2 separate regions of the Homo sapiens genome follow, and region 1 is linked to region 2. A link is a contact called in ENCODE Hi-C or POLR2A ChIA-PET data. All regions are on one chromosome and are shown on one strand. Each heading gives the region's core, a stretch centred on a gene start or an enhancer-like site at or near the end of the contact. The rest is flanking DNA. Distances are from core to core; before and after follow the strand shown.

What was found. A loop is a pair of places that touch in the nucleus more often than their neighbours do. ChIA-PET counts read pairs that join two places held with the same protein, here RNA polymerase II (POLR2A). Pooled maps may share reads with other maps.
Region 1: a pooled map shows a loop between it and region 2 (15-fold over the local background). The contact joins the promoter of PRPSAP1 here to the promoter of SLC25A19 in region 2. A Hi-C loop is called at or near these places in 1 of 37 single-sample maps with no recorded cell type and 6 of 50 pooled maps. POLR2A ChIA-PET finds 5 or more read pairs at or near these places in 3 of 52 experiments (BJ, HCT116 and activated B cell).

What each region holds. Positions count from the first base shown.
Region 1 is chr17:76,348,489-76,355,640 of GRCh38, forward strand. PRPSAP1 (phosphoribosyl pyrophosphate synthetase associated protein 1) reads right to left here and starts at 5,428. Exons shown (of 10, transcript NM_002766.3): 1 at 5,046-5,428; 2 at 41-93. The coding sequence starts at 5,215. RefSeq lists enhancers at 2,398-2,945, 4,485-4,544, 5,394-6,258, 5,505-5,774 and a silencer at 4,905-5,224.
Region 2 is chr17:75,284,976-75,291,833 of GRCh38, forward strand. It overlaps SLC25A19 (solute carrier family 25 member 19), which reads right to left and starts at 4,458. Exons shown (of 8, transcript NM_001126121.2): 1 at 4,379-4,458; 2 at 3,527-3,616; 3 at 1,658-1,827; 4 at 1,329-1,484. The coding sequence starts at 1,789. RefSeq lists enhancers at 3,603-4,104, 4,537-4,736, 4,827-4,876, 4,917-4,966.

The DNA.
Region 1 (7,152 bases), core at 4,178-6,677, 1.1 Mb after region 2:
TAAAAAATAATTTTAAAAAAAAGAAATAATTTTAACTTACCTCCATTGGTCTCTTGATATACAACAGACTTCCCCAATTCAGCACCAAGGCGCCTATAGATCAAAAAGAACAAAAAAGGGAAATTAAGATTACTCTTTTTAAAAAAATTCCAGTTCATATGCATATGTCTAATAAAAAGACTCAAATAATTAAGCTGCCATTCTTTCCAAAAAATAATTCAGAAAATCTAATTCATTAAACTAAAATTCTGCTGTCACTCCATAAGCAGCTCACCACGTTGTAACATACTGCTTTACCAGACAGAGCTCACAACCCATGGTTAATGTCTGGTGCGCGTTGTTCTTTGAATAGTAATTTTCTTGGAAAATCACTTCCAAATACTTGGTTACAAGCAATGATTTCAATAACACACACCAGAGATAAATGCCTCAATTATCAAAAGCATAGAGAAGGAAAGAGGCTTCAGCACTCTGACCAAATGTGGTGTGGATCTTGTTTGGATCCTAATTAGAATAAACCAAGTGTAAAAAGCCATTTTTGGCCAGGCGTGGTGGCTGATGCCTGTAATCCCAGCACTTTGGGAGGCCAAGGCGGGCGGATCACCTGAGGTCGGGAGTTTGAGACCAGCCTGACCAACATGGAGAAACCCCGTCTAAAATACAAAATCAGCTGGGCATGGTGGAGCATGCCTGTAATCTCAGCTACTAGGGAGGCTGAGGCAGGAGAATTGCTTGAACCCGGGAGGCGGAGGTTGTGGTGAGCCGAGATCGCGCCATTGCACTCCCGCCTGGGTAACAAGAGCAAAACTCCGTCTCAAAAAAAAAAAAAGCCATTTTAAAAAATAATCAGAGAAATATGGACAAAGACTAGATACTACATAATATTAAGGAATTAATAGTAGTGTGAGGTTTTAAGTCCTGATTAGTAAGCATTACTCTTTTTACAAGTGAAATGATATGATGTAAGATAATCTATTTAAAAATATTCCAGGCCGGGTGCGGTGGCTCACGTCTGCAATCCCAGCACTTTGGGAAGCTGAGGTGGGCGGATCACCTGAGGTCAGGAGTTCGAGACCAGCCTAACTAATATAATAAAACCCCATCTCTACTAAAAATACAAAAATTAGCTGGGTGTGGTGGCGAGCGTCTATAATCCCAGCTACTCAGGAGGCTGAGACAGGAGAATTGCCAGAATCCAGGAGGCAGAGGTTGCCGTGAGCCGAGATCACACCATCGCACTCCAGCCTCGGCAACAGGAGCGAAACTCCATCTCAAAAAATAATAATAAAAAAAATAAAATTAACATCTCCAGCCAGGCCAGGCGCAGTGGTTCATGCTTGTAATCTCAGCATTTTGGGAGGCCAAGGTGGGCAGAACACTTGAGGCCAGGAGTTCGAGACCCGCCTGGGCAACATGGAAAAACCCCATCTCTACTAAAAACACAAAAATTAGCTGGGTGTGGTGGTGGGCACCTGTAATCCCAGTTACTTGGGAGCTGAGGCACGAGAATCACTTGAACCTGGGAGGCGGGGGCTGCAGTGAGCCAAGATTGTGCCACTGCACTCCAGCCTGGGTGACTTTATCTCAAAAAAAAAAAACAACAAAACTCCAGCCAGGTATACACATACAATGGAATATTATTTGGCCTTAAAAAAAGAATAAATTCTGCAGCCAGGCGCAGTGGCTCATGCCTGTAATCCCAGCACTTTGGGAGGCCGAGGCGGGCGGATCACGAGGTCAGGAGATCGAGACCACCCTGGCTAACACGGTGAAACCCCATCTCTACTAAAAATACAAAAAATTAGCCGGGCGTGGTGGAGGGCGCCTGTAGTCCCAGCTACTCGGGAGGCTGAGGCAGGGGAATGGCGTGAACCCAGGGGGCGGAGCTTACAGTGAGCAGAGATCGTGCCACTGCACTCCAGCCTGTGCGACAGAGTGAGATTCCGTCTCAAAAAAAAAAAAAGAATAAATTCTGGTACGTGCTATGACATGAGGGAGCCTTGGACAAGGTATGCTGAGGAAAATAAGCCAGACACAGACAAACGCTATGATTCTATTTGTATGAAGTCCCAAGAATAGGCAATTCATAGAGACAAAGTAGAATGGAGGCTACCAGGGAATGGGGACTTAGTATTTAATGGGTACAGAGTTTCTGTTTGGGATGATGAAAAGTTCTGGAAATGAATAGTGGTGATGGTTGTGCAACACTGTGAATGTAGTTAAAGCCACTGAAGTGTACACTTAAAAATGGTTAAAAAGGTAGGCCAGGCACAGTGGCTCATGCCTGTAAAGGCGGCACTTCGGGAGGCCAAGGTAGGTGGATCACCTGAAGTTGGGAGTTTGAGACCAGCCTGACCAACATGGAGAAACCCCGTCTCTACTAAAAACACAAAATTAGCGGGGTGTGGTGGTGCAGCCTGTAATCCCAGCTACTTGGGAGGCTGAGGCAGGAGAATCACTTGAACTCGGGAGGCGGAGGTTGTGGGTGAGCCAAGATGGCTCTATTGCACTCCAGCCTGGGCAACAAGAGCAAAACTTCGTCTCAAAAACAAACAAACAAACAAAAAACGGTTAAAAAGGTAAACTTTATGTTATGTATATAACAATTTTTAAAAATACTCCAGGTGGGCCGGGCGCAGTAGCTCACGCCTATAATCCCAGATCGTCTGAGGTCAGGAGTTTGAGACCAGCCTGGCCAACGTGGTGAAACCCATCTCTACTAAAAATACAAAAACTAGCCAGGTGTGGCCGGGCGCGGTGGCTCACGCCTGTAATCCCAGCACTTTGGGAGGCCGAGGCGAGTGGATCACGAGGTCAGGAGATTGAGACCAACCTGGCTAACACAGTGAAACCCGTCTCTACTAAAAATACAAAAAATTAGCTGTGCGAGGTGGCGGGGGCCTGTAGTCCCAGCTACTCGGAAGGCTGAGGCAGGAGAATGGCGTGAACCCTGGGGGCGTAGCCTGCAGTGAGCCGAGATCGCGCCACTGCACTCCAGCCTGGGCGACAGCGAGACTCCGTCTCAAAACAAAAAACAAAAAACAAAAAACTAGCCAGGTGTGGTGTCGGGCATCTGTGATCCCAGCTACTTTCGAGGCTGAGGCAGGAGAATCGCTTGAACTTGGGACGTGGAGGTTGCAGTAAGCCGAGATGGCACCACTGCACTCCAGCCTGGGTGACACAAGACTGTCTCAAAATAAATAAAACAGATAAGATAAAACAAAATCTTACTGAGCGACAAGTAAAACAGGTAAGGGAAGTATTTATGAATATGTATCATTTATAGTAATTCAAAATCTTTCGGGAATTTGCCAGGAAAGAATCTAAAACAAACAAACAAAAAAAACCCTCACTGACTTTTAAAATGTGCCCTGCTCCCCTCTGCTCTCCCTCAAGGTCAGGTAGGGTAAATCTGAACCACTAGATACACACAGAAGCTTCGTTTAAAGTCAGTGTTTTCGTTGGCCTCAGAAAGAAAGACAAACAATCAGGGGTTAGAAATAGAAACTAGGTAGTAGACTGCAAAAGGATTGATTTGTTTTTTTAACATTCTTCCACTCTCCAAAACTCCAACTATTAAAAAAAAAAACAAGCAGAGCTGAAAAAAAAATGACTAAAGTTTTCCCTTTCTTCTACATTTCCCCCCAGAAGTTTAAGATATATCCCTGCAATCATTTGTCAACCCTAAAAAAGTAACGAAGTAACTCTATGAAAACTGTTTAAAATGTGAAAATGGCTTTAAATATTAAAAGACGAGCTATTCATTTTATGTCTTAGATTTCTAACAAGTGTATGTAGAAAGGGCATATAAGGCTCCTCCTTTATATCAGAGCTCTGGGATTCTCCAAAAGAGCCAACTAGAAAAGAGGCCATTTCACCGGGCGCGGTGGCTGAAGCCTGTAATCCCAGCACTTTGGGAGGCCGAGGCGGGCGGATCACGAGGTCAGAAGATCGAAACCATCCTGGCTAACACGGTGAAACCCAGTCTCTACTAAAAATACAAAAAATGAGCCGGGTGTGGTGGCGGGTGCCTGTAGTCCCAGCTACTTGGGAGGCTGGGGCAGGACAATGGCGTGAACCCGGGAGGCGGAGCTTGCAGTGAGCCGAGATCTCGCCACTGCACTCCAGCCTGGGTGACAGAGCGAGACTCCGTCTCAAAAAAAAAAAAAAAAAAAAAAAGAAAAGAAAAAGAAAAAGAAAAGAGGCCACTTAGTAAACAACTATTCAGAGGGCCACTATGAGCCCCTACTCTGCTAGAACCAGATACTACTTCTACATTATCCCGATCATACAATATTCTCAACCATGCCCATTTCACAGATGAGGTTCAGGGAAATCAAGTCTCTTGCCCACTGACACAGAGCTAGTAAGTGGCAAGGCTGGGAGGGCATCTCAGAGCTGTCAGACCCCAAAGGCGACTTAAGACCAGGGGCTTGGTTGGGTTAAAGACACAAATGACTGATCTTATCCCAAGCTGATTTACAAAGCAGGGTCAGGCCTGTCATTTCTACCACCAGCTCCGGCCCATCTGCCTCCCTGGAATTGCCTTCTTCGCACTGCCAGTCCCCACACCTTTGCTCTGCGACCGCACCTGCCGCGTCGGATCCCCCAACTCACAACCACGCCCGCGGGTCTCACTGCAGTGAGACTTGAGAGTGGCGGCGGTCAGATTCCCAGGTCAACTCCAGCCGTGGGAAAGGAAGCCAAGCCCTGAGCCCCTTTCCCCAAGACACGCACTCCGGGGCTCCAGAAAGCTCGGCCCGCCCCGGGGTGTGGGACTGCGGAGACGAAAGGCAGGCAGGCCGCGGACCCAGTCACGGGGCGGGGGGCTGAGGTCACCGAGAGTCCGCCCCAAGCCTCCCAGCTGCAAAACCGGGGAGCGGGGGGCGGTATCCGTCACCTCCAAGCTTTGTCCGGCTGGGAAGGCCCGCGCCTCCCGCCCCAGGTGCAGGAGGTGGGGCGGGTGGAGGGGAGCGGGTCCCTCCGGGCGCGAAGGAGAGCTAGGCGCCGCCGCCCCCGGCCCGGCCCTCCCACCGCCCCCTTACTCTGTGATGCGCTTGGCCAGCTCCGTGCAGGCGGCCGTGGAGTTGGCCGAGAAGACTCGGTAGCCGGTGCGAGCGGCGTTCATGGCCGGCGGGGGAACGGGGCGGGCGCGCGGGACGCGGAAAGCCGAGGACGCGGAGGGCGGGGGCAACAGCAGCAGCTTCTTGGGCATCGTCCGGCCCGCGGCGCGGTTACGACCGGCCCCGCGCGGGGCTGCACTCTGAGTGCTTCCGACTGCGAGACCCCGGTTTGGGTGGGGAAGGCGCTGAGAAACTCGGCGCAAGCGGGGAGAGCTCCGAGGTCCGTGCCCTTGCGCACCCCACACCACTGACTACAGCGGCCGAGCCTTCGCAGCGCCCGGCGCCGCCGCCTCAGAGCCAGAGGCAAGGCCACCGCCCCCTCCGGGCATCCGAAGAGCGTCGGCTAGAGCGCCCTCAGGCCGCCATCTCGGATGAGGGCAGGGAGCCTGGCGACTCTCTAAAAGCCTGTTCTTCCGAGGGGCATGTCACAGGTTCGCCCCGCCCCTGCTTTGACCGCTTCCACGGGAGCTCTTTCGGTCTCACTTTCTTGGGAGGAGCAGCCTACCTCGGTAGTGGCCCCAGGTGTTTCCAACTTTTTGGCCAGGACCCAACATGTCCGCCTCCGAGGAGGTATACGATCTAGCTCTGCATGTCTATGGTAGCACAGCGCCCGCCCCACGAGGCGCGTGCGCCGGCCGGAGATTAATTTGAAAAGTAGAGGGCGGGGGTTCTTTCCAGCTGGTTGACCGCAGTACTGAAGCGGCCAAAAAGTGGTCTTCTCCTGAGCCTGATCTTTCAGGCGTTTCCGAACAGATCCCCAACCCTGTGTCTGCGTGTAAGGCAAGGTTCCCTGAACGTGCCAAAGGCCCTCTTGCCGGTATTCGCTTTCAATCAAAAAAGCCCTCCTTCTCCTCTTTCCATATGCGCCACCCCTCCGAGACCCACTCGCGATGCGTCTGTTCCACAGTCTTTCTGGTGACCTCAACCACAGTAAGCCGCCCGGCCCGCGGGACTGTGCCACACGTAGATGCTTGCATTTTTTAAATTTTTGTTGTTGTTGTTATTGTTTTGATGCTTGCATATTTATGTACCTTTGCAAACATCTATTTTCCTAACTAGGATGTAACCCATTTTACGGCCACATCGTGAGTTCCTTTTTTTTTTTTTTAATTTTATTATTATTTATTTATTTTTTGAAATAGGGTCTCCCTCTGCCGCCCAGGCTGGAGTGCAGTGGCGCGATCACGGCTCACTGCAGCCTCTACCTCCCGGGCTCAAGCCATCCTCCTACCTCAGTCATTCAAAATGCCGACATTACAGGCCTCAGCCATCACGCCCCGCCAAGATCGTGTATTCCTGAGTGCTCCGTGTTACCCAGTGTATAGGGCAGTGTGTGGGCTCCAGAGGCCCGCAATCAGTACTTGTTGAAGTAGAAAGTAAAGCCCAGGGAAGCATTTGAGATCTCTAGTTATCAGCTGCACCAGAACTCGAGGGGAGGAGAGGTGCCTCTCACATTGACAGTACCATCTTCTGAGAATGTCCTTTAGAGACTCTGCTTGTGGTGACATTGGGCTTGAGGGAGCAGTAGATTGTGACTCAGCATGTCGTGAAGGACCACAAGTCTGAAGCTACAGGATTTGGAAGTTGAGCTGCCCTGAGCCTGCAGCAGCCTGGCCCCTATTCCAATAGCTCTCTAGAAAAAAAAAAAAAAAAAAAAAGGACAGTGGGTGCACAGCCTAGGCCAAATTATTTAACCACTGCACACATGTCCAGCTCACAGACCCTGACAAAAACCTTGTTACCTTCTTAAAAAAAAGGGGGAATGGGATAGGTGCAGTAGCTCATGCCTGTAATCCCAGCACTTTGGGAGGCCGAGGCGGATGATAGTTTGAGGTCAGGAGTTCAAGACCAGCCTGGGCAACATGGCGAAACCCAATCTGTACTAAAAATACAAAAATTAGCCAGGTGTTGGCTGAGCGTGGTGGCTCACTCCTTTAATCCCAGCACTTTGGGAGGCTGAGGTGGGTGGATCACCTGAGGTCAGGAGTTTGAGACAAGCCTGGCCAAGGTGGCAAAACACTGTCTCTAC
Region 2 (6,858 bases), core at 3,208-5,707:
TTGCCCAGGCTGGAGTGCAGTGGCTCGATCACAGTTCACAGCAGCCTTGACTTCTCTAGCTCAAATTATTCTCCTGCCTCTGGAATAGCTGGGACGACAGGTGTGTACCACCATATCTGGCTAATTTATTTTTTATTTTTAGTAGAGAGGAGGTCTCCCTAATGTTGCCCAGGCTGGTCTCAAACTCCTGAGCTCAAGCCATCCTCCCACCTCAGCCTCCCAAAGTGATGGGATTACAGGTGTGAGCCACTATACCAGGGCTATGCTCAGATCTTCCTTCAGCCAACTGAAGATGGCCTGGCTTCTTTTCTTTTTTTGAGACAGGGTCTGGCTGTGTTGCCCAGGCTGAAGTGCAGTGGCATGATCGTGGCTCACTGCAGCCTCCGCCTCCCGGGCTCAGATGCTGGGATTACAGGTGTGAGCCACTGAGTCCAGCCCACGCCTGGCTTCTTGAGACTATCCTGTTGCTGTATTTATTCGTCATGCTGCAATATCTGTTTGCAGACAAGTGCAGAGACAGGATCGCAGGGCATGCCCAGCCAGTAAGCACCTGACTTGGGCGGTCACTGTGATGTCACAGGAAGAGTAGGAAGGGACATCTCTGGCACTAGCTGCCTAGGTGGGGGTCGTGGCTCTGCCATTTTCTAGCCAGTGGCTTTGGTTGGGTTAATTATGTAAGCTCTGTCCACCTCAGTCTTCTCATGCATGACATGGGAGGGACAACAGCCCCTACCTTAAGGACTGCTGTGACAGAGTGTATGTGAAGTGCTTCCAACAGGGGCCTGGCCCATGGTTTGCACTGTACAGGGCTGGTTCTTAAACACATCTACTGCATAAAATCACATGCTGTGCACTATGACTATACTAGTGCTCCACTGAACGAAGCATGAGTTCTAACCCTAGCCCCGCCATGTGCAGGCTGTGTGGCCTCGGACAGCTGACTTCTCCTCCCTGAGATCCACATGACAGCTACCCTGCCCTCCTCATGACGGTGTGGTGAAGTTCAGATGAACCACATATGTGAAGGTGGTATTTCAAAAACTGAAATGCATTAGTGCTGTCCTTCGCCAAGCCTCACAGAAGGCATGACATCAAATCGGTCTCCAAGATGCAACACCTAAGTCACACAGGATAGACGCAGGGACATGGCGGAGGGCAATGCCTACGGTACTGCTGGTCAGGAAGGCTCCCGGGTGAGGCAGGTGGGAAGCGTGGGGCCTGCCTCTTCCGTCCTGCCCTGCGCGGCATTCCTGCTTGCCTCACCCTCCCTCTGCTCCTCCACTGAGCAACGTGACCCCAGAGGTCTGGCCAGGTCCCTTGCCACCTACTTGGACAGCTCCATAGCCTATGGAGAGAATCTGAGCTGGGACGTGTCCTTTCCAGAAAGCTGTCGGACCCTCCTCCTGCAGAATCTGCCTAGAGGCCTGGAGGATGCCATGGTACTTTGCGCTGGGGTCACTGCGAGACAGGCGCTCATGCTGAAGCTAGGAATCAAAATAAAAAAGGTCAGGACAGTGGGGTGGGCTGGAATGTGAAGGGGAACTTTCAGAAAAGGCAAGCCCTTCATCTGGATAGAATTCCAAGTTTTAGGAACTGCTTTTGCAAGAAAGACTGAACTTGTCCTCCAGTCCATTGCATGGAAAAAGGGGAAGAGTACCTGGAAACGGATCTTGATGACGTCGAAGGGACTGATCAGCGCCCGAGTAACAAGTCCAGACACAGACCCAGCCACTGCCACCTGGAACTTGGTGTTATTCCTGCCATCTGGTTTGGGGTCATAGCCAACCATCCCTGCCTCTGGCCCACACAATGTCCATCAGTATCAAGCTAAATGCAAGAGATACGGAATAAACACCAGGCAAGTTTCTTATGGTCTCTGCTCAAATATCACCTCCTCAGAGCAGCCCTCCCTGACTAGACTGTCTAAAATAGCACTCACTTTTGGACTGGGCGCAGCGGTTCATGCCTGTATCCCAGCACTTTCGGAGGCCGAGGTGGGTGGATTGCTTGAGCTCAGGAGTTCAAGACCAGCCTGGGCAACACTGCAAAACCCCAACTCTACAAAAAATACAAAAATTTAAAAATAAAATAAAATAGCACTTGTTTTATTCCTCTTTACAGTACTTATTACTATGGCATATTTGTTTACTTTTTTAGAGACAGGGTCTCACTCTGTTGCCCAGGCTGGAATGCAGTGGTGCCATCATAACTCACCATAGCCTTGAACTCCTGGGCTCAAGTGATTCTCTTGCCTCAGCCTCCCAATTAGCTGTCACTTAACAGGTGCAGGCCTGGCTAAGTTTTTTATTTTTGTAGAGATAAGGTCTCAATGTTGCCCTGGCTGGTCTCGAACTCCTGGCCTCAAGTGATTCTCCTGCCTCAGCCTCCTGAATTGCTGAGATTACATGCATGAGCCACAGCGCCCGGCACGCCATGGGTTATTTATACAGTACATTTGTTTCTTGTCTCTCTCCCTGACTAGAATGTAAGCCCGTGGAAACACGACCTTGGTCTCATTTGTTCACTCGTAAATTTCCGGTTCCTGGAATAGAGCCCATCATGGTAAGTGCTTAATAATATTTGAGAATCGAATGAACAGGCTTGATAGGCAATTGTTGGTCCCAGAGATCAACTGGTTTTCCAAGACATCTGGCAACTTTATAGCAAACTCCTGCTCACTGAGTGAGCCCACTCAAGTGTAACGCTGAGGGACTGAAGGACGTGCAGGGCTGGAGAACAGGGATTGGGATTCTTTAACAATCCCCCACTGTCCAAAGGAAGAGCCCTGAGGCCCTGAGCCCCTTCACCTTTCCCTTTCCCCTCCTGCACACACCTCAGACCACCCCGGCACAGTGGGGCCATGCTACGCTAGCAAATGATGCTCCTGGCCAGGCACCGTGGCTCACGCCTGTAATCCCAGCACTTTGGGAGGCCGAGGCGGGTGGATCGCCTGAGGTCAGGAGTTCAAGACCAGTCTGGCCAACATGGTGAAACCCTGTCTCTAATAAAAATACAAAAATTATCTGGGTGTCGTGGTGGGCGCCTGTAATCCCAGTTACTTGGGAGGCTGAGGAGGGAGAATCACGTGAGCCTGGGAGGCAGAGGTTGCAGTGAGCTGAAATCACGCCATTGCACTCCAGCCTGGGCTACAGAGTGAGACTCCGTCTCAAAAACAAAAAAACAAAACAAAACAAAAAAGAAAATGACGCTCCTGGGCTCCCCTGACTCAGACCTACTGACCTCTTCAGCCTCACTCTGGACCACTCTTCCCCTTCCCTCATTTAACCAGAGTGGTCTGACTGCTTCTGCCCAGTTCCTGGAAAACTCGGGGAGCACTCCTATCAATTGCCTTGCCTCTACTCCTCCAGTTCCCTACGTCTGAAATACAGCCCCACTCTCAGCCCCTACTCACTTTTTCAAGGCTAGCTCCTCTCATCCACCAGAGCTCAGCTAAAAAGCATCCCTTCCAGGAGATGTACTTTTTTCCTTTTTTGTAAAAACAAAAAACAAAAACAGTAATACCTACATACGGTCTGTAGAGTTGTACAAAGCATAGAAAGAAGTCTGTAACCACACACATCAACAGGTAGTTGGTAACTGATCACAGGGAGAAGGGCTGAGAAGGGAAAAAGGAAGGTAGACCTGTCGATAATTCTATACTGTTTGAATTTGTTATGGCAAAAAAAAAAAAAAAAAATCCCTAAAACTAGCCTTCAGAATTACCCTAGTTCTTGAATACTTGTAGTAGTGGGGGTGGGGGTGGGGGAGGAGGGGAGATACTACCTACAGGATGGCAGCCTCCACCCCAGACATCAATTCCTTTTCTCCTCTCACCCACCCTGGAACTCCTCCCCAGGCGCCCATGAGGAAGTTTAAACACGCGGCAAGCGACTGAGAGGCAAAACCTCTCCAGGGGTTACCCAGGGACCGCTCAGGTCACACTGAGCAGCGTGTTTCCCGCCCATCTGGGCAGAAAGGAGGAGCAAGCCCGAGTGGCAGGTGTCCTGGATCGCTGTCAGGAGACCGGAGCATACCAGGCTCTTCCTGGTGTTCGGGTGCCCATGTGCCCAAGGGCTCAGCTGAGCAAATCTGCAGAGGTCCCCGTGTGGGTACCTAGGTGTCCACGTGTGCCTCGGGGTGTGTTTTTTCTCCTTGAGTCCGAGGGGACGCCCTGGAGCTCAGGTGCTCAAGGGCGTGCGCGGGGCTCGGCCGCCGGTGTCCCTGGAGATGCTTCTCTGGTCTGGTGTGACACGTGTGTACACAGTCCCCGCCCTCTCGTGAGCGCCCGGGTGCGTGTGCTCCCTCCCGACCACCCTGAGGAGCGAGGGTGCTGGTCCCCGAGAGGGCGGCGAGAAGGACGGAGGTAGAGGTTACTCACACGGCTCGGCGGGTGCGGCCCGGCTCAGCGCTCTCCGCTCTCTCTAGCTCCTCGCGCAGTCTTAACAGCAAAACTCTACTGAGCTCGGACGAAACTGGCGGGCTCCTGGGCCAATCACCGTGCAGCTCCCCGCCAGACGCTGGACCAATGGTTGTGCGCTTGAGGTCTGGCAACCGCCTCCCGCAAGATATCACCGGGTAATGTAGTCCTTCGCGACCAAGGGCAGGACAGCTGGACGGCGCACAGCTTCCTGGGAGATGTAGTCCGGCTGCTCGCGGGCGCGCGAGTTCGACCGACGCGTTAGAAGGAGGTGCCTTGCGAAGCCGGGCTGCGACCTTAGGGGTCGCCGTGCTCTGGCGTGTGACTCGAAAGTCAGCCTGCAGGCGGGGTCCAAGGTTAGGGCGCGGTAGACTTGACCCGCTTTCCTCAAACTCTGTTAATGCCAGAACCCGGATAATCTCAACTTGGTAAAGATGGCAGGAAGCCTAGCAAAAAGCTGGAGGACGTCGGGAAGAGAATAGATGAGAACAGTCCCCTCGGGGACGGGGAAGGCAAAAACACGAGTGTCCCCCCCTCTCACCCCGAGTTTTAGTATTTCTCATTATAAAAGTAATATTAAAAGTATATAGACAGAAAATATAGAAAGGAAGGAGGAAATGACTCATCCTACCGCCCGCACACAACTAGCGTCACGGTTTTGCGCGACAGTATTGCCTCCTGACTTTTTAATTGCATTTTTATATTCGTGTTATCATTTTGACGCACAATTTTAAGACATTTTTATTGTAGAAAATTTCAAGATACACAGAAGTGGAATAACCCGATGAAGCCGCGTAGAGTCGCTCTCCGACCTCAGCAGTTACGCGACTCATGGGGCAATCTTGTTTCCTCTATTTCTGCACCTACCTCGCACGCGCTGCCCAGCGTTATTCTGAAGTAAATACCATCACGTGTTTTCACCAGTAAATATTTCAGTATGTGTCTTTAAAGGACAAGCATTCCCTTTTTAATACGTATACATTATGCTTCACACACACACAAAACTGTCACTCCGACCCCCCAAAAAAACTTTTAATATCAAATATGAATTAGTGTTTACACTTTTCTGAAAGAAAGAAATGTTCTTCTTTTTTTTTTTTTTTTTTTTTTTTTTTTTTTTTTTTTTTTTTTGAGACAGTTTTGCTCTTGTCGCCCAGGCTGGAGTGCAATGGTGCTATTTCAGCTCACTGCAACCTTTGCCTCTGGGGTTCACACGATTCTCCTGCCTCAGCCTCCCGAGTAGCTGGGATTACACGCGTGCACCACTATGCCCAGCTAATTTTTTGTATCTTTAGTAGAGATGGGGTTTTGCCATGTTGGTCAGTCTGGTCTCAAACTTTTTTTTTTTTTTTGAGACAAGAGTCTCACTCTGTCACCCAGGCTGGAATGCAGTGGCACGATCTCGGCTCGGTGCAACCTCCACCTCCCGGGTTCAGGTGATTCTCCTGCTTCAGCCTCCTGAGTAGCTGGGACTACAGGCCTGCACCACCATACCCAGCTAATTTTTGTAGTTTTAGTAGAAACGGGGTTTCACCATGTTGGCCAGGCTAGTTTTGAACTCCTGACCTCAAGTGATCCACCCAGCTCGGCCTCCCAAGGTTCTGGGATTACAGGTGTGAGCCACCGTGCCTGGCTGAAATGTCCTTCTTAAAACAAGTTGTTTGCTTTTCTTTCTTTTTTTTTTGAGACGGAGTCTAGCTCTGTCCCCCAGGCTGGAGTGCAGTGGCGCGATCTTGGCTCACTGCAAGCTCCGCCTCCCGGGTTCACGCCATTCTCCTGCCTCAGCCTCTCCAAGTAGCTGGGACTACAGGCGCCCGCCACCACGCCCGGCTAATTTTTTGTATTTTTAGTAGAGATGGGGTTTCACCGTGGTCTCGATCTCCTGACCTCGTGATCTGCCCGCCTCGGCCTCCCAAAGTGCTGGGATTACAAGCGTCAGCCACCATACCCAGCCACAAGTTTGCTTTTCTAAGTGACAGAGCTCAGAAAACAAACAAAAATGTTTGTCTGAATTGAGATCTTGGTTGGGTGCAGTGGCTCACACCTGTAATCCCAGCACTGGGAGGCTGAGGTGGGTGGATTGCTTGAGGTCAGGAGTTCAAGACCAGCCTGACCAACATGTGAAACCGCGTCTCTACTAAAAATACAAAAATTAGCCAGGCATGGTGGTAGGCGCTTGTAATTCCAGCTACTTGGGAGGCTGAGGCAGGAGGATCACTTGAACCTGGGAGGGAGAGGTTACAGTGAGCCGAGATCGTGCCACTGCACTCCAGCCTGGGCAACAGAGTGAGACTCCGTCTCAAAGAAAAGAAAAAGAGTTGAGATCTGAACTGAACATTGCAACTGGAAGTCCTTTTAAAAATCTATTGTTTTTCTCCACTTTACTTTTTTTTTACTTGAAATTTGTTTTCTTTCATTTCCTTTCATTTTCCTTTCTTTCT